Linked DNA regions of Homo sapiens: region 2 is linked to region 1. Evidence: read pairs that join two places in POLR2A ChIA-PET (ENCODE). Cell type or tissue: K562. All regions are shown on one strand. Links, peaks and the distances in the headings refer to the core of each region. The heading gives the core; the rest is flanking DNA.

Region 1 (8,321 bases), core at 197-8,196:
GGCGGATCACGAGGTCAGGAGTTTGAGACCAGCCTGATCAATATGGTGAAACCCCGTCTCTACTAAAAATACAAAAAGTAGCCAGGCGTGGTGGCACACGCCTGTAGTCTCAGCTACTCGGGAGGCTGAGGCAGGAGAATCGGATGAACCCAGAAGGCAGAGGTTGCAGTGAGCCGAGATTGTACCACTGCACTCTAGCCTGGGTGACAAAGCAAGATTCAGTCTCTCACACACACAAAAAGATTCACACTGTGGTCTCGAAATATACCACTAAGAAGTCAGCCCGCAGAGACGTAACAAAAGGGAACTAAACCGTGAAAGCGGGCATGACCCCCATCCACAGGCAGGCAACTTGGGGCCCCCGAGTCTTCATGAATCCACCTGCCCCTGCCTGGAGGGAGGCACAGGGCAGGGTGCGGGCACAATCAGAAGACTCCTCTCGATTCCCCCGGCCACAGCCTTCCCCTCTTGACCCCCGGCACTAGGTGCTCCCTCCCCGAGGTGGGACATTCCAGGTGTTCCTGGATCTAGACCAAGGCCACAGACCTCAGGGTCAGGTACACAGCAGGTGCTCAATAAGTGGTAGAACAGACAACAGATGTCAGCTCCTTGTTCTTAGGGGTTAAACTGAGCAGTGTGGAGGTCTGGGAATGAGTCCTTGTTAATATTCTGGAAGAGCCAGGCGCAGTAGCTCATGCCTGTAACCTCAGCACTTTGGGAGGCCGAGGCAGGCAGATCACCTGAGGTCGGGAGTTCGAGACCAGCCTGGCCAACATGGTGAAACCCTGTCTCTACTAAAAACACAAAAATTAGCCATGCATGGTGGCATATGCCTTTAATCCCAGCTACTTGGGAGGCTGAGGCAGGAGAATCACTTGAACCCAGGAGGCAGAGGTTGTAGTGAGCCAAGATCGTGCCACTGCACTCCTGCCTGGGCAACAGAGTGAGACTCCATCTCAAAAACCCAAAACAAAACTAAATATTCCAGAAGATCCCATCTGGGGCCACCTTTGCCCTCCCAGTTCATCACCACCATCATGGTCTTCCTACAATGCAGGAGACACAGAGGGGCAGGCCTGGGACCCTGGAGGCCCACAGCTGGTGTCTTCCTTCCCGCGGCTGGGGTCTTACCGATGGCCAGCAGCTCCTGGTTGGCATCGATGCGGTAATTATTCTGAGATGCTAAAGGGAACCAACGGTAAAGACCTGGTCAGTAATATTCAACATCGCTCAAAAAGTATTCACAAAATGTAACACAGATTATGAATTTCTACACACGGCAATAAGTTTTGTAAATCTAAGAATACACATCTAAAATATTCACATATATGTGCGTGTAAACATGTGCTTGAATGTATCACAGAGTGGAAAGAGGTACAGTACCATGTAATCAGGCCAGGTATGGTGGCTCACAGCTATAATCGCAGCACTTTTAGAGGCCAAGGCAGGAGGATCGCTTGAGCCCAGGAGTTCGAGACCAGCCTGGGCAACATGGCAAAATCTCATCTCTACAAAAAATACAAAAATTAGCCAAGCATGGTGGTGTGTGCCTATAGTCCCAGATATTCAGGACGCTGAGGCGGGAGGATGGTTTGAGCCTAGGAGGTTGAGGCTGCAGTGAGATGAGATCGTGCCACCGCACTCCAGTCTGGGCGACAGAGTGAGACCCTGTCTCAAACAACAACAAGAAAACATGTAAGCAGTAGTTAATTGTGGTAGTAAAAGGGATTATGGGTGATTTGTCTCTTCTTTACTCGTTTCTGCACTCTTGACATTTTCTACAATGAATGTATATTAATAAACACAGCCATTATTACCAATTAAATTAAAACTTTCAATTAAACAGATAGTACAGGATCTTGTTCTGCCACCCAGGCTGGAGTGCAGTGGCACTATCACAGCTCAATGCCACCTTGACCTCCTGGGCTCAAGTGATCCTCCTGCCTTAGGCTCCTGAGCAGCTGGTACCACAGGTGTGGTCCATGCCCGGCTAATTTTATTTTCAATAGAAATGAGGTCTTGTTAAGTTGCCTAAGTGGGTTTCAAACTCCTAAGCTCAAGCAATCCTCCTGCCTAGGCCTCCCAACGTGTTGGGATTACAATGCTTTTTATAATAAGAAAACCATTTTATTTTATTATTTTCATTTTGTTAGATGGAGTCTTGCTCTGTCACCCAGGCTGGAGTGCAGTGGAGTGATCTTGGCTCACCGCAACCTCTGCCTCCCGGGTTCAAGAGATTCTCCTGCCTTAGCCTCCTGAGTAGCTGGGACTACAGGGGCATGCCACCACGCACAGCTAATTTTTGCATTTTTAGTAGAGACGGGGTTTCACCATGTTGGTCAGGCTTGTGTCGAACTCCTGACCTCAGGTGATCCGCCCACCTTGGCCTCCCAAAGTGCTGGGATTACAGACGTGAGCCACTGCACCCGGCCGAGAAAAACATTTTAAACTGGAAACCTCTTTATGACCAGTTGAGATGACTGGAAAGTCTAAGACGGGCCATCTCAGAGAGGTGAGCAGGCGAAGGTTTTAGGGGAAGGCACAGGAGCATGGATCTAAGACAGAGGTTGGCAAACTTTTTTTTTTGAGACGGAGTCTTGCTCTGTCGCCCAGGCTGGAGTACAGTGGCGCGATCTTGGCTCACTGCAAGCTCCGCCTCCCGGGTTCACGCCATTCTCCTGCCTCAGCCTCCCGAGGAGCTGGGACTACAGGCGCCCGCCACCACGCCTGGCTAATTTTTTGTATTTTTAGTAGAGACGGGGTTTCACTGTGTTAGCCAGGATGGTCTCCATCTCCTGACCTTGTGATCCACCCGCCTCGGCCTCCCAAAGTGCTGGGACTACAGGCGTGTGCCACCGCACCCAGCTGAGGTTGGCAAGCTTTTCTATAAAGGGCCAGCTTTTCTGTAAGGGACCAACTTGTCGATATTTTAGGCTTTGTGGGCCCTGCAGTCACTGCTGCAGCTACGCAACTCTGCTGTGGTGCCACGAAAGCAGCCACGGACAGCACATCCCCAAGTGGCACAGCCACGCTCCAACTGACTTTATTTGTAAACATGAGATCTGGATTTCATATACTTTTCACATGTCACAAAATATTATTATTATTTGGACTTTTTCCAACCATTCAGAAATGTAAAAACTGGCCGGGCACGATGGCTCAGGCCTGTAATCCTAGCACTTTTGAAAGCCGAGGCAGGAGGATCACTTGAACTCAGGAGTTTGAGGTCAGCCTGGGCCACAAAGTGAGACCTTGTCTCTACAATTAAAAAATTACGGCCGGGCACAGTGGCTCACGCCTGTAATCCCAGCACTTTGAGAGGCTAAGGCAGGCAGATCACGAGGTCAGGAGATCGAGACCACGGTGAAACCCCGTCTCTACTAAAAATACAAAAAATTAGCTGGGCGTGGTGGCGGACGCCTGTAGTCCCAGCTACTCGGGAGGCTGAGGCAGGAGAATGGCGTGAACCCAGGAGGCGGAGCTTGCAGTGAGCCGAGATCACGCCACTGCACTCCAGCCTGGGCGACAGAGCGAGACTCCGTCTCGAAAAAAAAAAAAAAAGAAATTACTGGAGGGCTGAGCATGGTGGCTCACACCTGTAATCCCAGCACTTTGGGAGGCTGAGGTGGGCGGATTACCTGAGGTCAGGAGTTTGAGACCAGTATGATCAACATGGAGAAACCCCATCTCTACTAAAAATACAAAATTAGCCAGGCATGTTGGTGCGCACCCGTAATCCCAGCTACTTGGGAGGCTGAGGCAGGATAATTGCTGGAACCTGGGGGGCGGAGGTTGCGGTGAGCCAAGATCACACCATTGCACCCAGCATGGGCAACAAGAGTGAAACACTATCTCAAAAAAAAAAAAAAAAAAAATTACTGGGAGGCCCAGGTGGGCAGATCACTTGAGACCAGCCTGGCCAACATAGTGAGACCCTGTCTCTACTAAAAGTATAGAATATTAGTTGGGCGTGGTGGCGCATGCCTGTATTCCCAGCTACCTGGGAGACTGAGGCATGAGAATTGCTTAAACCTGGGAAGCGGAGGTTGCAGTGAGCAGAGATCGTGCCACTGCACTCCAGCCTGGGCCACAGAGTGAGACTCTGTCTCCAAAAAAAAAAAAAAACAAAAAACAAAAAAAACTCCTTTGAAGGGGGTAAGGGTTAGAGCACTGGGACTTTGGAGAAGGAACTTTACCCTGGCACAGCCTGGGCTAGGCAGTAAACACGATTTACACAGTCACAGTAACATACACTGGTAACTGGGCTGTAACCTTTAGAATCAACATAAACCCAAACGCAAGAAGGACTAAATGACGGTGACAAGACAGAACGAAGGTGTCATCCGCACAGACAATACAAAGCTGGCAGGAGTGGAGCGAGTGAAGGACGGAGCTGCAAGGAGGGAATCTAGAGATGCTGACTCAAAACAGACACTGAAGGAGACGAAGGGTTCCCTGCCTCCCTGGGGGCGAGGAGGGGCTGGCCGATGGGCTGAGCCAGCTGAATAAAGCATGTTGCTCAATGTTTAGGAGTTTTGTGAGCCTGTTACTAAACATAGCCATTATTACCAATTAAATTAAAACTTTCAATTAAACAGATAATACAGGATCTTGTTCTGCTGCCCAGGCTGGAGTGCAGTGGCACTATCACAGCTCAATGCCACCTCGACCTCCCGGGCTCAAGTGATCCTCCTGCCTCAGCCTTCTGAGAAGCTGGTACCACAGGTGTGCTCCATGCCCAGCTAATTTTTATTTTTAATAGAAACGAGGTCTCGTTACGTTGCCTAGGTGGGTTTCAAACTCCTGAGCTCAAGTGATCCTCCCGTCTCAGCCTCCCAAAGTGTTGGGATTACAGGCCTGGGCCACCATGCCTGGCCCAAAGATAATACTTAAAACTCATCACTTCCTAATTTATTTGGCATTTGGCTACTACTGATGAGGTTATTTGCACCCACTGTATCTACATGGTGGAGACACCATAGAATATGATTGTTCATGCAGATCTCAACCCAGCTCCATGTGCAAACTCCCCTTTCAGTGACGTTACCTTAAAATCAGACAGCAGCGTTTACACCGTGGACATCGGCAAGGGCCACGAAGCAAAACCTTTTATTTCCACAAACAGCAGAGGCTGTTACAACACTCACCAGCACACCATGGGGTGGGAGGGCATGCCTCATTATAGATCCAGTTTTATCATATATACACAATACATATGTATCTATCATGAGCATGTATTACTTGGATATGAATTCAAATTTCTAAAACTAGTAACGGATAAAGGCAAGCTAGAAAGCAGGCAGGCCTAGCCCAGCCGGCGCACTGGGAGACCTGGGGTGTGGGTGACAGGCGTCTTACCGAAGGCTTTGGCCACCGCAATGCTCTCCAGGAGGCCCATCAGGGGCACCACGGCCAGCCCGGCTCCCATGTCCTGAGAGAGGAGAGAGGGATGGTGAGTGACCTTCCTAAGGGGTAGGACCCAGCAGTGACCCATGAAAGCAGCAAGGACCCACCCCGCCCCACAGGTAACAGGAGCAAGTGCTTGTCAGCTGCAGGATCCGCCTCCTTGTCTGAAGAGGCGCCAGGTGCTGGGAGGAACACGGTAAATTCATCCTCAGCTGGAGTCCAAAACAGGAGAAGCGCCCCTGAACACAAACGTGACATCCCTGAGCTCGCTGAGTTTGCATCCAACCTGGGATTCTTTAATAACTGAGATGTCCGTTCCTGAGGACTCAGCTGTCCTAACTGACCTCAGACCCCCTGGCACCCAGCAGATACATCAGGGTAGGAGCCAGGCCAGGGGCCACCGCAGCCTCAGCCACGCCATCCTGCCTCCCGGCTCCGCCCACCTGCACCATCTCGGTGAAGGAGATCGTCCCGTTGGCTGTGGTCACTGAGAAGGGCGGGATCCGGACTGGAGGGAGCCCCTCAGCTGTCTCCCCTGTTAGGATGAAAGGCTGGTATCCAGTCACCTCGAAGGAGTACGCAACCAGGGCTGCGAAGGAGACCACCAGGGCGTTGCGAGCTAGGAGAGAAGGAGAGGTGCGTCCGAGACCCTGCTCCCGGCGAGTGTGGGGTAGCGCGGCTGCCTCCAGGTTACTGGGGCAGACATCCCAGAGGCAGGAGACGCCCCCACCGGGCCACAGTCCTCACTCTGCACTCTGGGAAACACAACACAGACATAAATGCTATGTGGCAGCATAAGCAGGTGGGACGGCAGAGCTGCAGGCTGCGGACAGGTGCACATGCCACCTGCTGCCAAGCTCCAGGTGACTGGACATCGTGCACCGCGGCAAAGACTCTCTGAAATCAGGTGGCCCAGGGCACATCCACCTCAAAGCACAAAGGAGGAAGAAACCAGATTTACCCCCTTTCCCAAACAACAGAAACAATGGCCTCCAAGATGCGGGACAGTGGACATGATGGCCACTAAGACGCGGGACAGCAGCCATGACGGCCACAGGGAAACAAGGGAGGTGAGTCTATCACTGCCCCGCCGGCTGCCTACGGTTTCCCCGATGGTCCCCATGTGTATGGAGGGGACCCCCTAGCAGAGCCCAGGGGTTTCCCTGAGTTCAGGGGGCAATGCTGGGAGGAAGTCTGAGGAGGCCTGCAGCTGGAGCTGACCGCAAGGTCACAGGAGCAGAGAGGGCAGCCGGAGACAGAGCTGCAGAGATCTGCAGAGGTGCCCTCGGATGTGCAGCAGAGAACTGGTCGAGGCAAAGCTGGGCGAAAATGACCCAAACCCACAGTGGGGAAGAGTCACAAAGAGGGTTACAAGGGACAATCCCAAGGATTCACACCAGAGTAAAAAACCCTCATAATTCATGGAGCATCAGGGACTCCAGAGGGTTTTACCTCAGCAGTGGGGAAGATTAGCCCAAGGCCTGGGGTTGGCAAATGTTTTCTGTAAAGGGCTAAATACTAAAAACTTTTTGCTTTGTGGGCCATAAAGTCTCTGGCGCAACTACTCAAGTCTGTTATTATTGCATAAAACCTGACATTGACCATGTAAATGAATGGGAGTGATTTTCCAATAAAACTTTATTTACAAAATCAAGTGGTGGGCCAAATTAGGCTTGCCCTAGAATGAACACTGCTCTGGTCCAGCTCACAAAGCTTAAAAGTAAGACCTAAATGGATCGAACTGTCCTAAGTAACTTAACTGTATCCCAGAACAAAGCTCAAGAAGATTTATAGAATACAAAAATATCCAGCACGCAATAACCTCAAACTCACAAAGTCTAGCATCCATCCAAACAAAAATTACTAGGCATGCAAAGAAGCAGGAAAATATGGCTGGGTGCAGTGGCCCATGCCTGTAATCCCAACACTTTGGGAAGCCAAGACAGGAGGACTGCTTGAGCCCAGAAGTTTGAGGCCAGCCTGAGCAAATTAGTGAGACACTGTCTCCACAAAAAATAAAAAATTAGTTGAGCATGGTGGCATATGCCTATAGTCCCAGCTACTTGGGGGGCTGAGGTGAGATGATAACTTGAGCCTGGGAGGTTGAGGCTATAGTGAACCATGATCATGCCACTGTACTCTAGCCTGGGTGACACAGTGAGACCCTGTCTCAAAAAATAAAAATAAAAAATAAAAAAAAGACCCAAAAGTAACATAGTTAAAGATGACAGAATTAACAGGACATTAAAAGAGTAACTGTAACCAAATGTAATTTAGTTAATAGGACATTAAAAGAATAACTGTAACCAAATTCCATATACTTAAAAAAAAAACAGAGGAAAGATTGCAACTGTTAAGTAAAGATGTAGAAAATACATTTTAAAAGATTCAAATTGAGGCTGGGCACGGTAGCTCACGCCTGTAATCCCAGCACTTTGGGAGGCCGAGGCAGCTGAATCACCTGAAGTCAGGAATTCGAGACTGGCCCAGCCAACACAGTGAAGCTCTGTCTTTACTAAAAATACAAAAATTAGCTGGGCATGGTGGTGGATGCCTATAATCCCAGCTACCTGGGAGGCTGAGGCAGGAAAACCACTTGAAGCCGGGAGGCAGAGGTTACAGTGAGCCAAGACCGCGCCATTGCACTCCAGCCTGGACAACAGAGCGAAACTCCATCTTAAAAAAAAAAAAAAAGAAAAAAAAAGATTCAAACTGGATTTCTAGAAATGAAAACCACAGTGTCTGAGACGGAACAAGCACTTGGTGCAATTACAACAGCTGAGACATTACAGAAAAAAAAGACTAAAATGTAGCAGCAGAAACTATCCAAAATGAAACACACAAAGGAGAAGGCTGAAAATCCCAAGTGAGCTGTGGGAACACCTTCGAGGTGCCTGAAATACAGACAGGGGATT
Region 2 (8,321 bases), core at 140-8,139, 200 kb before region 1:
CCTGGCCTTTGGCCAGCCTCTCCCCACGCCCTCCCCACGCCCTCCCCTGCAGCCCTCCCCACTCCCTCCCCACGCCCCCCCACCCCCCCACGCCCTCCCCTGCCGCAGGAGCAGGGCTTTGTCATGCCTGGGTCCCCAGCTGGGCACAGGAGGGTGAGCCCAGCATGGGGCAGGGGCCTAGGGGGCCATGCACTGGTGGCTGCAGTGCCCCCACTGATATGGGGGTGGTGCCACCTCCAATAAAACAGAAGAGTTTGGCTAAGCCTGGAGCCCTGGGGACTTGGGCTTGACACTGGGGGGAACGTCCTGATTCCGGAAAGAATGAGAGCATCTCTGGGATCTGCTCCCAGGGCTGTTCACAGCCTCCAGCCCAGCGTCCTGGGTAAGAGGTGTGGGGAGGCAAAAGCGGCCTCAAGACAGGAGAGGCACGGCCTGCGGGGCGGAATGAGGGGGCCAGCTCGCCTCCTTAGGACCCCAGTAGCCGAGCCCCCAGGAGCGTCTGAAAGCCGCAGACTCCCAAGGATCGGGCAGCCCCCCTCCTCCCGGCACCCCCGCGGTGTGAGCTGCAGACACACAGGCACACCCGCACACATGCGCACGCCCCCGGGCCGCCTCTGCTCCCCTCGCGACTTGCGTTTGTTTTGCTCCGGCAGGGCTGGAATGGGGACACGCTGCACTCTCGCAATTGGCAGTTTCCTCCAAGCCCCCCGTGGAGGTGCCATATGTCCGCATCATGAATAGGCTTGAGGCTCCGTGCCATGGCCTGGGGGGCTGGGAAGAGGCAGCTGCCAATCACCCCCAAGTAGGCAAGGGGAGGGGGCTACCAGAGGGGCGGGGTGGGGGCACAGGCAAAGGCCAGGGGACAGGGTAGGGCCAGGGCTTCGTCACTGGTTCTCACAAGGGTGGGACACATCGCAGGTGACCCAAGGGCCTTTGCTGAAAACAAAGCAAAACCCAAAAAGTCCTGGGCTTTGACTTTGATAAGTGACCAAAGTCCCCGACCCTGCCACTCGGCCTCGGGCCCGTCCGTGTGCCGGCCGTCAGCCCAAGCCACCTCCCTCCTCCAGGACAGCCCAAGCCACCTCCTCCAGGATGCCTCCCTCCTCCCTGCGCCTCTGCTCCGGCATGTGCACCCTGGGAGCCTTCACCAGTGAGGTGGGTCCAAGGCCTCTCTTGTAGGGAGGAGAAGGAGGAACCAGGTTCAGCCAGCACCAAGTGGGGGCCACAGTGTTAGTTCCCACAACACTCCCAGAACTGGGGGTTATTATCCCCATTTTATAGATAAGAAAACAGAGGCCCGGCGAGGTTTTACTAAACTGTTTCAAGGTCTCCCAGCACAGCGACGGCAGAGCCAGATTCTGCTCAGGTCCGGACAGTGCACAGTCAATGGTCCCTTGCCCAAGCCTGGAGCAGCCCCGTCCCCTGCTGTGCCTGGGCACCCTCTGCCTGGTGGCCACCCACCCTGCCCCTTGTCTCAGGGACCTGGCTTCTCCTCCTCCACCTCCCAGCTCCGTGATGCACTCTGTCCTGCCCCCACCCCCCAACCCCCACTTAGAATGAACTCTTCTCTCCTCCTCCCAGCTCTGTGATGCTGTCACAGAGTCTCTCTGTGTCTCTCTGTCCCCCGCCCCTTAGAATGAACTCTTCTCCCAGCTCTGTGATGCTCTGTCCCCCACCTTAGAATGAACTCTTCTCTCCTCCTCCTGGCTCTGAGACACTCTGTCACCCTCTCTTAAAATGAACTCTTCTCCCAGCTCTGTGATGCTGTCCCCTCCTTACCGCCTTAAAATGAATTCTTCTCTCCTCCCAGCTCTATGATGTTCTGTGCCCCCCACTTTTAGAACAAACTCTTCTCTCCTCCTCCCAGCTCTGTGATGCTTTGTCCCCCCGTTACCCCCTTAGAATGAACTCTTCTCCCAGCTCTGTGATGCTGTCCCCCGCCCACCCCCTTAAAATGAACTCTTCTCTCCTCCCAGCTATGATGCTCTCTCTGTCCCCCCACCACCTTTAGAATGAACTCTTCTTTCCTCCCTGTCCTGAGGATGCTGTTACCCATCTTGCTGACTGCAGAGACCACACAAGACAGGGACACCTGTCTGCAGTCTGCACGTGTGTCCCTCCCTAACCTCAGCCCTCAGTCACCTCTCCCATCCGTGCCTGGTCCAGGTCTGACATGCAGGTGACTGTGGAATGAATGAATGAATGGACAGAGACAGGTACAGGCAAGAGTGGTGCGCCGAGCACGCGAGGCATGACTGCAGAAGCTGCCACCAGTGTAGCCGCAGCCGGTGTCACACCGTCCCTGGGGGGGTGGAGGAACTGCCCTGCTCTGGGCTCCACAGGCCCTTTCTCTCATTCCTGGCCCTGCTGGACGCAGCGACGGTGGGTTGGATGAACTGCCCTGGGTTAATTGGCTCTCTCTTCCTGCCAGCATGATGGATCCTGCTTGACATTTCCCCAGATAGTTAATTGATAACCAAGTAATTTGTCATGGAGACCTCATTATATGCCAACTGGGTCCCCTAAGCCGTTAGCGTCTGTGCCCCAGAAACAAGATTGGCAAGTTAATAATGGAGGCTTAATCACGCTGTTCTCTGCTGGCACCGGAATAGAATTACCTGGAGACAAGATGGGACACTGTTGCTCTCCTTGGGCCTTGGAGATGAAGCTTTATGAGAGATCCTGAAGCCACTGACCCTTCTTGAGAAGGTCACCTGACCTCGGTTTTCTCAACCAGGTGTTCCTTCTCCTGGCAAGAGTGCTGTTCTACTGAGAAGTCCCCCTCTCCACAAGGTGCACTGAGGCTGCTCCAGGCCCTAGCTCTGCACTGGGCACTTGGCCCCCCGACCCCAGGCCACAGTGAGGGGTTCAGGGGAAGGCATGTGACTCAAGCCTGGCCAGCCAACAAGTGTCGGCGTGGGGCCTTCGCTGGGGCCACTGGGGCCGCTGGAACAGCAGGGCTCACTCTGCCAAGGATTGTTATGTGGGTGAGGAAGTGAGGCTGGGCTGATGAGGGAGCAGCCTCCCGGAGAGGGAGGGAGCCAAGGCCAGGCCATGCAGGGCGGCGCTGCCTCCTGGAGTGAACTAACGAGGTCCCAGCTTTGCTTAAGTTGGTTTTTGTCACATGTAACCTGGAGAGTTCTGATTATACACAAGGGAGCTCCACTCAGACACCCACCTGCTGCAACTCCAGGATTCAAGCTGTCTGCCAGGGCTGCGGGGAGGAGCCCCCTGGGGAGGAAGACCACCTGGTACAGAAAGGCAAGGCCTGGGAGAGATGGCCTGGGCTGGGACGAGGGCTGGGGTCGGCAGTCTTGAGGAGGGCCTGGGGTCTGCTCCCCAGGGGGTCTTGGGCAGGAATGGAGGCGAAGCAGGGCGGAAGCTGAAGAGGAGTGAGGCTGGAGGAGAGGCTCCGGCCCCAGCCTTGACTTCAGCACCAAGGACAGCGGCAGCACACTTCCCGTGCAGTGAGGCAGGCCCAGCGCAGCCCCCGACAGTGAGGCGGGCCCAGCGCAGCCCCCTACAGTGAGGCGGGCCCAGCGCAGCCTGGCCTGGATGTTTTTAATTTTAAAAATATCTTTTATTTAAAACTAAATAGTGATGGAGATGGGGTTTCGCTATGTTGTCAAGTTGGTCTCGAACTACTGGGCTCAAGCAATTCTCCCGCCTCGGCCTCCCAAACTGTTGGGATTACAGGCGTGAGCCACTGTGCCCAGATGGGCCGGATGTTTTTAATGAACCAAAAGGAGATTTATACTTCCATGGCAGGGTTTGGGGATAAATAAGTAATGGGTACACAGAATATCAACCCAATCCCCTAAATGAGGCAATTATTAAGTCCAGGAAAAATAAGTGGTTGTACAAGAAAGGAAATGTAATTACAATACATTACTCAGCTGGGAAGAGTGTGTGCTGAGAAATAATAGTGCATACATTGAATTCTGATTCAATCAAAAGGAGAAGCTGGTGGGAGAGTGTGGGGGGGCACGTGTGAGAGAACAAGCTTTCAGCCGCCATCGTGGGAAGGACATGGGTAAATTTCTCAATCTGAAAAGGAGAAAAAAAAAAGCAGCACCAGCAGCAACATGAGCATGGCTATTCGGAAGTAAATACCAAAGAGAATCAGCTACAATCACAGAAAAGGTTGCCTCTGAGAAGGGGGAATCAGGAAAGAGGTGTGGTTTTTCGTCAGAAGCCTTGTAGTACTATTCGATTATTAAAACTGTCAATTTATGATGTTGATTAAAAGCATACATGAAATGTAGGCAGGGAGCGGTGGCTTATGTCTGTAATCCCAGCACTTTGGGAGGCTGAGGCGGGTGGATCATTGAGGTCAGGAGTTCGAGACCAGCCTGGCCAACATGGTGAAACCCCGTCTCTACTAAAAATACAAAAATTGGCTGGGTGTGGTGGCGGGCGCCTGTAATCCCAGCTACTCAGGAGGCTGAGGCAGGAGAATTGCTCGAACCCGGGAGACAGACGTTGCAGTGAGCCAAGATTGCTCCATTGCACTCCAACCTCAGCGATAGAGCGAGACTCCGTCTCAAACAACCAAAAATACATGAATGTAAGTAACTAAAAAACAAAACCAAAAATTCTCAAGCTGCTCCCCGCTCCCAGCTCTCTGTCAGGCCCAGGCAACCCCAGGGTAGGGCCCCGAGGCCTGTCCTGTCTTCCTGGATTCTGCACCTCCTCCCCGGCCCCTCTCGGCCCTCCTGTGCTCCCTCCATGCCCCTCTCTGGGCTGCTCCGGGTCTATCTGTGGATTTGTCCTGGTCCTCATCCCTCCTGCCTTAGCCTGCCTCCCACCTTGCCTGCCCCTTTCTGCACTTTACTCCCTTTTGGGTTCTGCCCATGGCAATCAGAGGGGAAGGGGTGCCTGTCCCTGGGGGAGGAGCCCAGCCCTGTCCACAGGGCCCGTGGCACCCGCAATAGCTGTCAGCTGGCCCCTTTAGCCACACCCCTACTGGCCCCACACCAGCCGCCCATGGTGGTAGGACACAGAGAAGTTGCTCCTGCTTGCCGGGGAGGTGAATTGGGGCTAGCAGGCTGTACTCCATCATCTCCATGACACCTCGCCTAATTACACTGCGTGCTATTCATCTGGATGTCAGCGCTGCAGCATGGCTTTGCCCTTAATTAATAATTTGGTAAAACTCCACTCGGGGCCTGGCCAGGGAAGTTCAGCAGGGACTGCTAAGGCTGGGCTGCTGCCGGGGTTGGGGGGCCAGGCTGGTGAGCACTTCCCCGCCAGCAAGTGTGGGCTCCCCCAAACATTCCCAGGTGGCACCCCTTCACCCTGAGTTCCTGTTTGAAAGACCAGAGCCTGGGGGGAGACAGGGATGGGTGAGGGGTGTCTGCAGCTTGGGCACTGCCCCTGGAGGAGAGGGTGACTCAGGCCTCAGGGCACCCGTCAGATACCCCTTCCTGCCCCAAACACCACAGCTTATTCTAAAAGCATCGGTCCCACTGATAAGAGGCTCAGAGAGGCGAGGTGGCTTACCCAAGCACACACAGCACACAAGTACAGAGGCCTTGGTCTGGAACCCAGGGCCCTGGTTGCCTGTGCACAGCCACTTCCACCAGGACAAGGAGCCCCAGGCCAGGCCCTTCAGGGACTCTTCCGCAGAGGAGGCAGGACACAGGCCCTGGGGTGGGCGTGTACCAGCTACCAGGGTGTGAGGGGCGAGGCTGGCTCTCCTGGAGCTCATGCTGCCCTTGGCCCTGGAGGACGGGGCCCCCATGAGAGGTGCGTGGCTCAGGTCAGATGCTGTGCAAGGGGCCAAGGCCCAGCTCAGACCCAGATTCAAATAGTCCAATGCCTGTGGCCAGAGCAGGGGTGGGGCTTGGGACAGCTAGGACCACCAGAGGGGCCCCTCCCTGGGGCCTGACCTTGGCCAGATCCTAAAGGACCACTCCAGCCCTGGTGTGTCTTCTGATCCTGAGTGCCACAGGAGAGGGGACGCAGGACAGCTGGGGTCTCAGAGGCTCCAAAGGCCAGGCCCACCTGCTTCTTGGAGTCTTTCCCTCCCAGCCTCCAGGCAGGGTGGGGGCCTGGGAAAGGGACACAGAGGCCCGCAAGTGAGCAGGAAAATCTATTTGGATCTGACTTGAATTATTAAGTGGTTCAAGAATATTCTTAGCTCTGGGCAGGCTGTGGTCTGTAGAGACGGACTTTACCACGGCCCTATTTTTAAAGTTCTGTGGGTCGGAGTCAGAGTCGAGACGTCACTGCACTTAGGGCCCCCCTGCACGCCCCTCTGCCTGCCGCCGGGGAGTAGGGTGGGGACAGGGCAGGGGGGCACATGCCAACCCTGCAGACCCCCACCCTGCAGGGGAAGGGCGTGTGACGCAGGGATGGGAAGTTGGGGCTCCCCCACCTACCAGGTGCCCAGGCCCACCCCTGCCCAGCCCCTGGCCCGTGAACCTGCTCCCCCAATTCTAGCCCCCCTTGACCCTCACACCCTGTTTCCCCTGCTTCAATCCCCTGCACTCTACTCCCCCAAACCCGCCCCCCTCCCCAGAGCAGCCTTGGGGAAAGGGGCTGGGCCAGCTCAGGGCTGCCACTGCACATCCCCACGGTGGGCTGGCATCTCTGCAAGATGCTTTTGACTGAAGAAAAAAAATCAAGCTTTTGAAGAATTCAAGTTAGTTTTATTCAAAGGTCTTACTGAGAATCCTAGACCCAGGTCCCAGCCCGGGAGCAGCCTTAGAGAGCTCCTGTTTGACTGCCCGGCTCAGTGTCTCGGCCCACTGCTTGGTTACGGGGGCCGGGGCTCAGGACCTGCACAGTCACATCCATCCAGCTGGCTCCGAAGTTACATTACAGCAGAATCACATCAAGGTTTGGGCATAAGAGCACTTCTGGTTACAGATTACAGAAGCATAATCGCTAACCTTGGCCAACATTTTCTCATGTGCACGAAAAGCCAAGGACCAGGGTCCTTCACCTTTTAAGGAATACAGTGACTCAGGCAACAGACGCGGGGCCGTGTGTTCTTTCCTGTTTTGTTTTCAAAGCGTCTCTCTGGAGAGCTGCAGTGTCACAGAGTAAGGGCCCACAGAAATGAGCACACACTTAGGTTTGCTGCTGACACGCCCTGCCTCTCCTCATGTGGTTCATGTGGCCATCAGCCGGGGCTGAAGACCCCTGGCACACACCTGCACCCCAAACGGACTACAGGTGCCGCTTTCATTTCAACTCTCACCCATTTAGGGTTCGGAGCCCCACACCCACTTAACCCCAAGCCCAGTGGCAAAGCTTCCTGAGAGGCCCGGAACCGCCAGCCATGAGTTCTACACCACCCCCACTGTCCTCCTGAAACCCTGCTCCCCCAAAGACAGGCCTTACTGAGGACTTGGTGGGGTGCTGGTCAGGAACTGCCCGGTCTTTGGGGAGGGGGTGCTGGCTGTCCGCCTGGGGAGAGCCTGGGAAAGGCATGCAGGCAGATGTGGTTGGAGCTCCGACTCTCTGACTCTTGGGCTTAGGTGAGTCCTCAGCAGGTGCCCTGCACTCCTGGTCCCCTTTCCCAGCCAGATCACTGCTCAGCATCTGCAGAGTCAAGGAGGACTCTCCCAAAACCATGCACGGCCAGATGGCCCAAGTTAAAAGAAGATGCCAGTGACTAAAAGCAGGAGTGAAGGCAGGGACGTTCTCAGAGACCTCACACACATCAATAAAATCCCGTGAACGACGGTATGCCAACAGATGAGATAACATGGACGAAACGGAAAAACTCCAAGAAACACACAAGCTAGCAACTGACTCAAGGATGGACAATCCGAACGATCTATAACAAATACATAGATTGAATCGAATCAAAATCCTCCCAAAGACCCAAGACCAGATAGGCTTACTGGCAAATTCTACCAAAGGTTCTAGCAAGAATTAACACCAATCTCTCTCTTCCAAAAAAAACGGAGGAGAGAACATTTCCTAACCCAATCTATGAGGCTAATATTATCCTGATATCAAAACCAAAGGAAGACATCATAAGAAAACACCAGACCAATATCCCTTATAAATACAGATGTAAAAATCCGCACCAAAATACAAGCAAATCACATTCAGCAGCAGAGTAAATGGATTATACACCATGACCGAGTTAGATGTATTCCACAAATGGAAACTGGCTCAACATATGAAAATCAATCAATGTAACACCTCATATTCACAGAAGAACACAGGATCTTTTCAATAGAGGCCAGAAAAGCATTTGACAAAATCCAGTACCCTTTAAGGATAAAAACACTTAACAAATTAGGACTAGAAGGGACCGTCTTCAGCTGGATGAAGAGCATCCTTGAAAATCTAACAGCTCA

The links. Peaks named below come from ENCODE experiments on the same cell type or tissue, not always from the same donor. Only the 100,000 strongest peaks of a DNase experiment are listed, where the experiment ranks them.
Region 2: POLR2A ChIA-PET joins it to region 1 with 5 read pairs; 2 of 35 experiments call an interaction of 5 or more read pairs at or near these places.

The regions. Positions count from the first base shown.
Region 1 is chr17:80,234,632-80,242,952 of GRCh38, reverse strand. SLC26A11 (solute carrier family 26 member 11) reads right to left here. Exons shown (of 18, transcript NM_001166347.2): 8 at 5,850-6,025; 9 at 5,359-5,431; 10 at 1,132-1,182. Among named protein-coding and RNA genes, the nearest start is that of SLC26A11, 18 kb to the right of the region's middle. RefSeq lists enhancers at 5,326-6,113, 6,114-6,903. In K562, for the core only: no CTCF peak of the experiment used is centred there; no DNase peak of the experiment used is centred there.
Region 2 is chr17:80,436,397-80,444,717 of GRCh38, reverse strand. It overlaps ENDOV (endonuclease V), which reads right to left. Exons shown (of 10, transcript NM_173627.5): 10 at 6,632-8,321. Among named protein-coding and RNA genes, the nearest start is that of MIR4730, 21 kb to the right of the region's middle. RefSeq lists an enhancer at 2,580-3,246. In K562, for the core only: no CTCF peak of the experiment used is centred there; DNase peaks (open chromatin) are centred at 3,160 and 3,417; H3K27me3 peaks cover 4,681 bases.